2 separate regions of the Homo sapiens genome follow, and region 2 is linked to region 1. The links are chromatin loops, found by intact Hi-C in ENCODE. Cell type or tissue: IMR-90. All regions are shown on one strand. Links, peaks and the distances in the headings refer to the core of each region. The heading gives the core; the rest is flanking DNA.

Region 1 (5,377 bases), core at 252-5,251:
GCAGCTTGGGAGGCCGAGGCGGGTGGATCACAAGGTCAGGAGATCGAGACCATACTAGCTAACATGGTGAAACCCCCTCTCTACTAAAAATATAAAAAATTAGCCAGGTGTGGTGGCGGGCACCTGTAGTCCCAGCTACTTGGGAGGCTGAGGCAGGAGAATGGCGTGGACCTGGGAGGCAGAGCTTGCAGTGAGCCGAGATCGTGCCATTGCACTCCAGCCTGGGAGACGGAGCGAGACTCCGTCTGAAAAACAAAAACAAACAAACAAACAAAAAACAAAATTAGCTGGGCATGTTAGCACACACCTGTAATCCCAGCTACTTGGGAGGCTGAGGCAGAAGAATCGCTTGAATCCTGGAGAGAGAGGTTGCAGTGAGTCGAGATTGTGCCACCGCACTCTGGCCTGGGCAACAACGGCAAAACTCTGTCTCAAAAATAATAATAATAATAATAATAAATACACCAATACTAATGATAGCTGATGAGCTAAAAGAAAAAAAAATCCCCAAAATATCTCATAATGTTTTAAGAAAGTTTACGAAATTCAAAGCCACATTCTAAGCTGTCCTGGGCCACATGAGACCTGTGGGGCTGTGGGTTGGACAAGCTTGGTTTAAAGGATAATGACAAAAAAAAGTGTTTGTATATGTTCAGTTGGTTGTTTGAATCCACAGATGCAGAACCCATGGATACAGAGAACCAACTGTATACTAACTGCTGCAGCTTGTTGAGCCACCCTGCTAAGCGCTTTATGTAGATCAAAGCATTTCATCGTAACAGCTTTGTGAAGGGGGCAGTGAAGCACAGAGGGATGAACCCGCTTACCCAAGGTCACACAGCTAGCAAGTATTGAAGGCAAGACTCAAACCCGTCAGTTTTCCATAGTAAAAGTGTCAGTATGACGACATCAACTGTCCCTGCCTGGACAGAGCCATAGGTTTTTCTGAAGTATGTCCTTCTTACTCTTTAGGCGTTAATATGACTGAGCAGCTCAGCTTCAAAATACATTTTTAACTATTTTTATTTTAATTTTTGTAGCCTTAGCCTTGAAATGTATTTGAAACCCTTTTTTTCACTCTCTTCCCCCCAGACACTCCTTGTACCATGGTAGCTTATCTAATTATGTGCCTTTTTAGAAATTCCAGGGGAGGCTAATTTGAAAATAAACCAAGCATGGCCAGGCACAGTGGCTCATGCCTGTAATCTCAGCACTTTGGGAAGCTGAGGCGGGTGGATCACCTGAGGTCAGGAGTTCGAGACCAGCCTGGCCGACATGGTGAAACCCCGTCTCTACTAAAAAAAAAAAAAAAAAAACAAAAATTAGCCGGGCATGGTGGCAGGCACCTGTAATACCAGCTACTAGGGAGGCTGAGGCAGGAGAATTGCTTGAACCCAAGGGGTGGAGGTTGCAGTGAGCCAAGATCGCACCACTGCATTCCAGCTTGGGTGATGGAGAGAGACTCCATCTCAAAAAAATAATAATAATAAATAAATAAAAAGAAAGAAAGAAAAATAAACCAAGCATGAAGACCCAGCTACAGAATTCTCCCCTACCTAGGGGGATGGTCTCGAGGAGGATAAGCTACACCTCAGCCAGACATGATGGCACCCACCTGTGCTCCAGGGGGACAATAACTCAAAATAGCCACCGGGAGAAGACACATAGACCCTGTACCCTTCACCACCCCTGCGTGCTCCCCATGCCAAGTTTCCCTTTTTAAACCCTTTCACTCAGCCCTAAAACTTAAAATGGTCTCTTGGAGGCATGAGCCTGGTCATTTCCTAGCTGCTAACATTTAAAGAAAGTTACTTTCCGGCCGGGCGCGGTGGCTGATGCCTGTAATCCCAACACTTTGGGAGGCTGAGGCGAGCGAATCATGAGGTCAGGAGATCGAGACCATCCTGGCTACCACGATGAAACCCCGTCTCTACTAAAAACACAAAAATAGAAAAAGAAAAAAAGTTAGCCAGGCATGGTGGCGGGCGCCTGTAGTCCCAGCTACTTGGGAGGCTGAGGCAGGAGAATGGCGTGAACCTGGGAGGAGGAGCTTTTGTGAGCCAAGATCACACCACTGCACTCCAGCCTGGGCGACAGTGCAAGACTCCATCTCAAAAAAAAAAAAAAAAAAGAAAGTTACTTTCCTTTCAGCACACTTCACTTCTTGCATTTTGGATCCTGACTGGTGAGCAGCCAGACTTGTGTTCAGTTACATTAAGATGGCCTTTCTTTTAGAAAATAATGGAGACAGTGGATGTGTGAGGTTTTCTTGTCCTTCATAACCAACATTTCAAAAGTTGCTATTCTATAATTTTTTATTTCCAATTTTCAGGCCCAAAAGATTCAGGATTGAAGACTATTTCTCTCTCTTGCCCTCTTTTTTTTTTGGAGACAGAGTCTTGCCCTGTCGCCCAGGCTGGAGTGCAATGGCATGATTTTGGCTCACTGCAACCTCCACCTCCCCGGTTCAAGCAATTCTCCTTCCTCATGCCCGGCTAATTTTTGTATCGTTAGTAGAGACGGGGTTTCACCATGTTGGCCAGGCTGGTCTCTTACTCCTGACCTCGTGATCCACCTGCATTGGCCTCCCAAAGTGCTGGGATTACAGGCGTTGAGTCACTGTGCCCGGCCTATTTCTCTTAATGAACAAGCTATAGTGCTCAGTTGGCCAACAGAACTGTGTTGGTAGCCTACTCTTACTGGAATACATTCGATAACACAGTGTATATCATAAATGCACCAAACAGTAAGAATTATTATCATATCAAAAGCAGCAATTACAAAAGAAGCAGTGTTAAATTTTAAACAGAATGAAAGATTAAACCCTTAGATTTGATAATCATATTAATAAAGAGAAGTAAATCTTATCAATATAAGTATTAAGTACTAAGTAGTTGTATATTTCACAATGTAAGTAAATCTTATATTGAAGGAATAAAGTCTGCATAATAGGAGCTCATTAAATAGCAACTTCTATGAGCAACAGGACAATATTATGTCCCTGGCATTTGGACTTAGACAAAAACCTTTGTGGAATCATAGCCTGTCCAGGTATGTGCTGTGTGACCCTGAGCAGGTGATATCATCTCTCTGAGACCCTGTTTCCTAGTATGTTGGGTATTGAAAACTTATGTCACAGGGGCCTGTGGGGGTTACAGGAGCCAATCTGTGCAAAGAGCTCAGCAGGTGCTGAGTGCTCAGCAAGTTACAGCTACTGGAGTTAAAATCACTACCACAGTGGAGAAGAGCCCTGGCAAAGGCTGCAGTCTCCATTCTACCCACTGGGAAATCCGAACGGCTGACCAGCTCCCCTGTCTTTCCCAAACTAGGATCCCAGGAATTAGAAATGGTGGTGCTTAGGTGGGTGCACAGCAGCATCTAGTGGACTAGAAGGAGAACTGAAGAAGTGTCACAATGACATCGGGAAGAGAAAGTTTTAAGGCTGGGGAAAAGGTTGGCAGAGAAGTCAGGAAGGAGGCCTGCATGTGCCGGGTGTCCCCTGTGGGGAGATCAGATGAGGTACCTTAACAGTTATCTGGACCTCAAGCCCCCATGTGCTAGCTGAGGGCGTCCTTCTCCCTCCCCAGGCCTCCCTGGGTGCTGGGTCTCTGGGTCCTATGGGCTCAGGGGCCCATCTTTTTCAAGTTCTGCTCCACGTGTCTGTGTCCAGCTGAGGGCACTGACCCCACTGCCCCAGTCCCCAGGGCTTAGATGCCAGGACAGTAGAAAGCTGTGTGCCAGGGCATAACCAAGGTGTCCTCCACTGCTCTGGGCCACACATTGGCAGCTGGGCCCTGTGTCCCTCTGACACCGGATCCTAGGGTTTCTGGCTCTGCCATCTCTGCTGTGATGCTCCATTCCAACCATGTGGCTCAGCAGGGAGGGCATTACACACTGTCCCTTCCCCCTTTTCCATACTCCTGCCTTCCTGCATGCCCTGCACAGGAACCCTCTTCCCTTCTCCTTTTGCCAAAAGAATTCAGAAGATACCAACTTTCTCCTCTTTTCCTGTCTGCAGTGGAGGTCCCGGCAGGACCCCCTCCTGAGCTGTGAGGGTTAAATGGGAGAAGGTGTATTGAGCTTGAAGCACTGGCAGGTCCCACAACGAATGCTCAAAAAATGGAAGCCTCTGCCACCATCTGCATCATCCCCATCAACCACAGGAGCAAAGAGCCCGCCTTTTCTGAGAAGAGCATTTACATATTGATAGAAATTCCGCGGTTTTATTTATCATCACGTCAGTTTTAAGGATGTAAGTAGGTACACATATACATATGTATCTAAAATATATTAAGTTTTTAAAAGTAGGTTATTAAAGGATATGTACAAGACACTCTAGATTTTTTTTTTTTTTTTTTTTTTTTGAGATGGGAGTCTCACTCACTCTGTTGCCCAGGCTGGAGTACAGTGGTGCGATCTTGGCTCACTGCAACCTCCGCCTCCCAGGTTCAAGCAATCCTCCTGCCTCAGCCTCCCAAGTAGCTGGGACTACAGGCACCCGCCACTGCGCCCAGTTAATTTTGGTATTTTTCGTAGAGACGGGGTTTCACCATCTTGGCCAGGCTGGTCTTGAACTCCTGACCTCATGGTCCAGCCGCCTCAGCCTCCCAAAGTGCTGGGATTACAGGCATGAGCCACTGTGGCTGACCAAGATGCTCTAGATTTTTAAAATAAATATACATACTCCACATGCTCAAATATAAGCTGAATCTGTAACCCAGCAGCTTAGCAGCCTAACCTCAAACCGCATTTTAAAACTTTTTTTCCTTTCCCCTTTCCTCTCTTCTGCTAATCTGAAGATGTAACTTAGACAAAGTATAGACGTGTTTCCTCTCCTCTTGAAATCCAGCCTTGGAATGTGCTGTGAACCTCCACCCCCTTTCTTTTCCTGTTCTATGCCCCCATGCCTTATGCACATTTATTTACCTAGTTGTTTGGTAAGCACACACCATACTCACTTATCTGGTCACATATTTCCTTAGAAGCTTCAGTAGTCAGATCCTGATACGAACCATGCACCTCCTCCAGCCATGATGACGCCGGCCACTTCCACAGATGGAAAAATAATTCAGGACAAGCCACTGGAGGGGGTCACACCACCTGACACCTCCCAGTCCCCCTGCCTCTTTTGCCTTCCAAATCCTCCCTTTAAAAACCGCTTTGGCCGGGCGCGGTGGCTCACGCCTGTAATCCCAGCACTTTGGCAGGCTGAGGCGGGTAGATCATGAGGTCAGGAGATGGAGACCATCCTGGCTAACACAGTGAAACCCTATCTCTACTAAAAATACAAAAAATTAGCCGGGCGTGGTGGCGGGCACCTGTAGTCCCAGCTACTCGGGAGGCTGAGGCAGCAAAATGGCGTGAACCCGGGAGGCGG
Region 2 (5,377 bases), core at 1-5,000, 170 kb after region 1:
TCATTTTTGCAATTCCCTAACCCACCCATCCATCCATTCACTTATTTATTGGCTCATGTCTCCTTTTATCCACCTACTCACTCACTCAACTACACTTCCACCCTTCTGTCCATCTGCTCATCCATCCACTCAGCCATGTTCATCTCCACTTATTCTCTCCATCCCTCTGTCCACCTATTTATTCACTCATCCATTCATCTGTCCATCTGCCTACTTAGCCACTTGCCTCCCACCAATCCATCCATCCACCCATCTCTCATCCTACATCCATCCAACTATATTCCATTCTATCAATTTTTCCTATCCTTGCATCCATCCATTCATCCATCCACCAGTCCATCCATCCATCTATCCATTCATCCATCTACCAATGTATCCATCTATTCATCCAACAGTTCATTCATCCACTTATCAACACACTCATTCATCCATTCACTAGCTCACCCATGCAGTCACGTGTTCATTCATCAAAACTGTTAGAGGTGCTGCAGTGGGCATTAATGATACTAATGAAATGACTGGACACCTTCTTGCTTCCAAGGCACTCATAAAAGAAATCAGAAGATCCCCTGGCCTCCCTTGCTGCTCTCCAGCCACCCTTGTCTACTTTCAGTTCCCTGCACATGCCTTGCTCCCTTTTTTCCATGCCTTTATTCTTCAGGTTCCCATTACCAGAAATGCCCTTGTACTCTTGGCTAACTTCTACTCATCCTTCCAGACTTGGCTCAGGTGGGACCTCCTCCAAGAAGCTTGCCTTAACCCATGCATACACTGGGCCCATCCATGCACTGGGTCAGGTGTTTCCTGGAGTTTTTTCTAGCATCCTTTGCTCATCCCCACCATGTGAAATATCCACTGACTGATGCCCTCCAACCCCCGCCCCCCCCGCCGCCCAACAAACTAGACACTGCAAGCAAGCCTAGGACAAGGATCATGTCTCCATCAATTGACTCAGCAAATGTTTATTGGGCACCTATTATGTATGAAGCACTGTGCTAGGGGCTGGTGATAACCAGGCAGACAGACATGTCCTTCTCCTCATGGAGCTGATGTTCTTTGGAGAAAGAGGGACAATAATCAAGTAGGCAGATTAGATATTTCAGGTAAGTATGTGCTATGAAAAATATAAAGCAAAGTAAGAAGATGGAGAATCTAAGGAGAGGGAAGATCCCTTAGCTAGAAGTCATGGAAGACCTCATGGAGGCAGTGATATCTGAGCAGAGCCCGTAATGAAGTGAGTAGCAAGACCTGTGAAAATCTGGGGAAAGAGGAGTCCAGCAGAGGGAGCAAGCATGGTGTATATGAGCAACAGATTGCAAATCAGAATAGCCAGAGCACACTGAGCCTGGCAGAGGAAGGAAGAGATGAGGTTGGTGAGGGACTGGGGACTGGGTTAGGTGGAGCCTCATAGGCTACGGTAAGAAGTTCAGATTTTACTCTGAGTATGATGGGAAGTGATTGGAGGGTGGATAAGCCAGTCTGAGTGGCATGATCTGATGTCAGGTTAACAGGACTCGTTTGTCCAGTATGTGGCCAAATAGACACTAAGGGGGAGCAGTGACAGCAGTGAGACCTGTGAGGTGCTTATTGCTGTAATCCAGGCAAGAGATGGTGGAGCATTAATTGAATGAGGATTGCAATGAAGACCTGGCTAGTATATTCAAAAGCTATGTATAAATTACAGAAAAGTGACCCTTCTCAAGAGATGCAGTCTTGCAGGTTCACAGTTTAGCAAGTGAAGTATGGACTAGATTTCAGCATCTTCTCAGTTCTCAGCTGGGCATGCTTGCACAGTGCACAACATCCCCAACTGTGTATGGTGGCCCTGGTAAGGATGACATGAAGTGGATGGATGAGCGAGAAACAAAGGGGGACAGATTATTAGGACTGGGTCAGCTAAGAGCAGTAATGGGTGACACTAAGGATGCCATCTCTCCCTCCCCCTGATTTCTGGCTTGCCAAAGGACCAGGAATAGTCAACAATCCTAGGGTTTATCTCTGAGGTCTGACCCGAGAGGCCAGGCTCTGCTCACAGACTCATTCATTCATTCATTCATTCATTCATTCCATAAATATGTCTAGAGCACTGACTATGTGCCTGTGCATTGGATTTACCTGCCACTGCCTGCACCCCTGGCATTGGAACACTGCTTCTCCTTGGGCACAGCCCTTTGGGGGCCACAGCCCAAGACAGGAGGAAAATTGCATTGAAGGCCAACAGGAGCCAGCCTCCGAGGAGCATCACAGCTGAGACCTGCAGGGAAGAGACAGGAGGAAAATTGCATTGAAGGCCAACAGGAGCCAGCCTCCGAGGAGCATCACAGCTGAGACCTGCAAGGAAGAGACAGAAGGAAGGGTGTTGGCTGGGACAGGGGCAGGTGGATGCTCCCCTGCTCATTGACCAGCTTCTGAGTCCTCGCAGCATGTGGTTTGTGCTATTATGATCTCCATTTTACATAAAAAGAAACTGTCCAAGAAAATAAATTTTCCAATAAAAGTCCAAGAAACTGAAGTCATTTGCCTCAGAACACATGGGTAATTAAGTGGTAGAGCCAGAATGAAGATCCACATTGACTGACCAGCATATAGTACCTTTATTAAGCACTTGCTACATGCCAGGATCATCAGGAGAGGCACCTGGTAGCTGCTGTTACATCACCCTTATAACAATCAATTTTGAAGGCTGTATATTCTTCCTTAGAGGTGCTGGACTAGGAGTCCTTTCCCATTCTCCCCATTGTTGATTTTGGCAATGTGCATCATAGCTGGGACTTTAACACCTTAGCTTTCATTTTTAAACCTAGCAGTGTTTAGAGGGTGGCCAGGTAAGAGCGTGCAGGTTGTATACTGCACAACTCTCAGAGACACGTTGGGGGCCATCATAGATTTGCAAACTGATTACAGTGACTTTCCAGCAGATGGCAGTAGAGCATCCTAAAGAAGGGGCACCTTTTCCTAATTTGCACGAAGGTGCTACATTGGCCGGCAGCTGCCTTTGGAATCATCCTGCATGTTTGTTAAATTATCAGTAGCCGGACCCCACTCCACGCCTACAGAGACAGGGGCTCCGGGTGGAGCACAGAACTTGGCATCTTTGCAAAGTTGCACAGGTGTTTCTGAAGGGCTGTCAGGTTGAAGAACTTCTATGCTCAGTTCTAAGGAGAGTAATGGCAAATTCGAAGCCACTGGGACACTCAGGCAGTGAGGAAAGCCTCCTCGAATTCCGCTCAGCCAGCTTTCCTGCCTTAATGAGTTTAAACGAGCCCCTGAAGACCCAGTGACTTGGTGAGCCAGCTCTCACCTTCCAGGCAAAGTCAGGAATATCCTCCAGGGAACTGAAGGTCACGCAGCTCTGGTTCCAACTGTTGCCCTGAGGCCAGGAGCAGTAGGTGAGGATGCCAAAGGAGAAGGTCGGGGTCTGGAACCAGGCAGGGGAGATGAGGCTGAAGGCTGAGGTGCAGGTCAGAGAGAGCCCCAGAGCTACCCACACACTGCTCAACATTAGGCAGTATCGCTGACCTAGGGGTCAACAGGGAAGATTACTAATGGAGACTGCAGGGACAAGGAGAGAAAGGGGCTGGCCGAGGTGCTCCCTAGCCAGGGATCTGGTGTTATGATCAGACCCCAGATCATCAGCCCCCCTTGAGCCTGGAGATGCAAATGGGAGGTACTAATAACTGTGGTCTGGTAGTGGGGGTTACTTTGCCCTAGCAAATTCTAGAAGTACAACCCCCAAGTCCTAGAATAAATGTTAGCCCTGAAAGACCTTTGAACATTTGCCCCTCCACCTTCTTCATGGCACATCATCCTCACTGGTCCATGCAGGGCTCTTCTCATATTCCGTGCATACTTTCATTTGTTCATTTGTTCGTTCGTTCATTCATTTATCGCTTTTTTTTTTTTTTTTTTTTTGAGACAGATTATTGCTCTGTCGCCCAGGCTGGAGTGCAGTGGTGCGATCTCGGCTCACTGCAAGCTCCGCCTCCCGGGGTCACGCCATTCTCCTGCCTCAGCCTCCGGAGTAGCTGGGACTACAGGCGCCCGCCACCGCGCCCGGCTAATTTTTTGTATTTTTAGTAGAGACGGGTTCCACCGTGTTAGCCAGGATGATCTCGATCTCCTGACCTTGTGATCCGCCTGCCTCGGCCTCCCAAAGTGCTGGGATTACAGGCGTGAGCCACCGCGCACGGCCTATTTATCCATTCTTCCATGGAGCCTCCTCTGTTCTAAAGGGCTGCTTCTACCCAGTCGGGGCACCTTTTAAAAATTCACACACATAGCCGGGCGCGGTGGCTCACGCCTGTAATCCCAGCACTTTGGGAGGCCGAGGCGGGTGGATCACGAGGTCAGGAGATCGAGAACATCCTGGCTAACACGGTGAAACTCCGTCTCTACTAAAAATACAAAAAAAAATTAGCCGGGCGTGGGAGCGGGCGCCTGTAGTCCCAGCTACTTGGGAGGCTGAGGCAGGAGAATGGCGTGAACCCGGGAGGCGGAGCTTGCAGTGAGCCGAGATCGCACCACTGCACTCCAGCCTGGGCGACAGAGCGAGACTCCGTCTCAAAAAAAAAAAAATAATAATAATTCACACACATATGCCCGCCCTTCCTTCCTTCCTTCCTTCCTTCCTTCCTTCCTTCCCTCCTTCCTTCTCTCTCCCTCCCTCCTTCCCTCCTTCCCTTTCTTTCCTTCCTTCCTTGCTTCCTTCCTTCCTTCCCTCCCTCCCTCCCTCCTTCCTTCCTTCCCTCTCTCTCTCTTTCTTTCTTTCAGAGAAAAAAGGTTGGAGTGCAGTGCATGATCATAGCTCACTGCCACCTCAAACTCCTGGGTTCAAGCGATCCTCCCACCTGCTGAGTAGCTGGGACTACTGGGGCAGCTAATTTTTATTTATTTTTATTTTTTTGCAGAGACGTTCCATCACATGTGGCTAATTAGAAACCTTTTTTCTTTTCTGTGGAAACAAGGTCTCCCTATATTGGCCAGGCTGGCCTCAAGGAACACAGATGCTGTTTATAGCAGCCACTTTGTTTTTTTTTTATTTTAATTATTTAATGTATGTCATTTTGTGTGGAGTTAGGTTTGCAAAATTGGTGTGGTGCTGTATGCGTGCATTTCTCATTGCTGCAGATGGTATTATCTTTTTTTTTTTTTGAAACAGAGTCTTGCTGTGTGTCGGCCAGGCTGGAATGCAGTGGTGCCATGTCGGCTCATTGCAACCTCTGCCTCCCAGATTCAAACAGTTCCCCTGCCTCAGCCTCCCGAGTAGCTGGGACTACAGGCACATGCCACCACACCTGGCTAATTTTTGTATTTTTAGTAGAGATGGGGTTTCACCATGTTGGCCAGGCTAGCATTACGTATTGCATTCTGCGTCTTA

The links. Hi-C counts contacts between places; a loop is a spot of excess contacts. Peaks named below come from ENCODE experiments on the same cell type or tissue, not always from the same donor. Only the 100,000 strongest peaks of a DNase experiment are listed, where the experiment ranks them.
Region 2: it touches region 1 in a loop (5-fold over the local background); 9 of 110 quality-filtered maps call a loop at or near these places.

What each region holds. Positions count from the first base shown.
Region 1 is chr22:24,769,364-24,774,740 of GRCh38, forward strand. PIWIL3 (piwi like RNA-mediated gene silencing 3) reads right to left here and starts at 5,357. Exons shown (of 21, transcript NM_001255975.1): 1 at 4,959-5,357. In IMR-90, for the core only: a CTCF peak has its summit at 3,375; no DNase peak of the experiment used is centred there; H3K27me3 peaks cover 369 bases.
Region 2 is chr22:24,936,034-24,941,410 of GRCh38, forward strand. LHFPL7 (LHFPL tetraspan subfamily member 7) reads right to left here. Exons shown (of 4, transcript NM_001388199.1): 2 at 3,302-3,519; 3 at 2,116-2,254. The coding sequence starts at 3,502. Among named protein-coding and RNA genes, the nearest start is that of LHFPL7, 8.0 kb to the right of the region's middle. RefSeq lists a silencer at 1,169-1,463. In IMR-90, for the core only: a CTCF peak has its summit at 2,914 (motif pointing right); no DNase peak of the experiment used is centred there.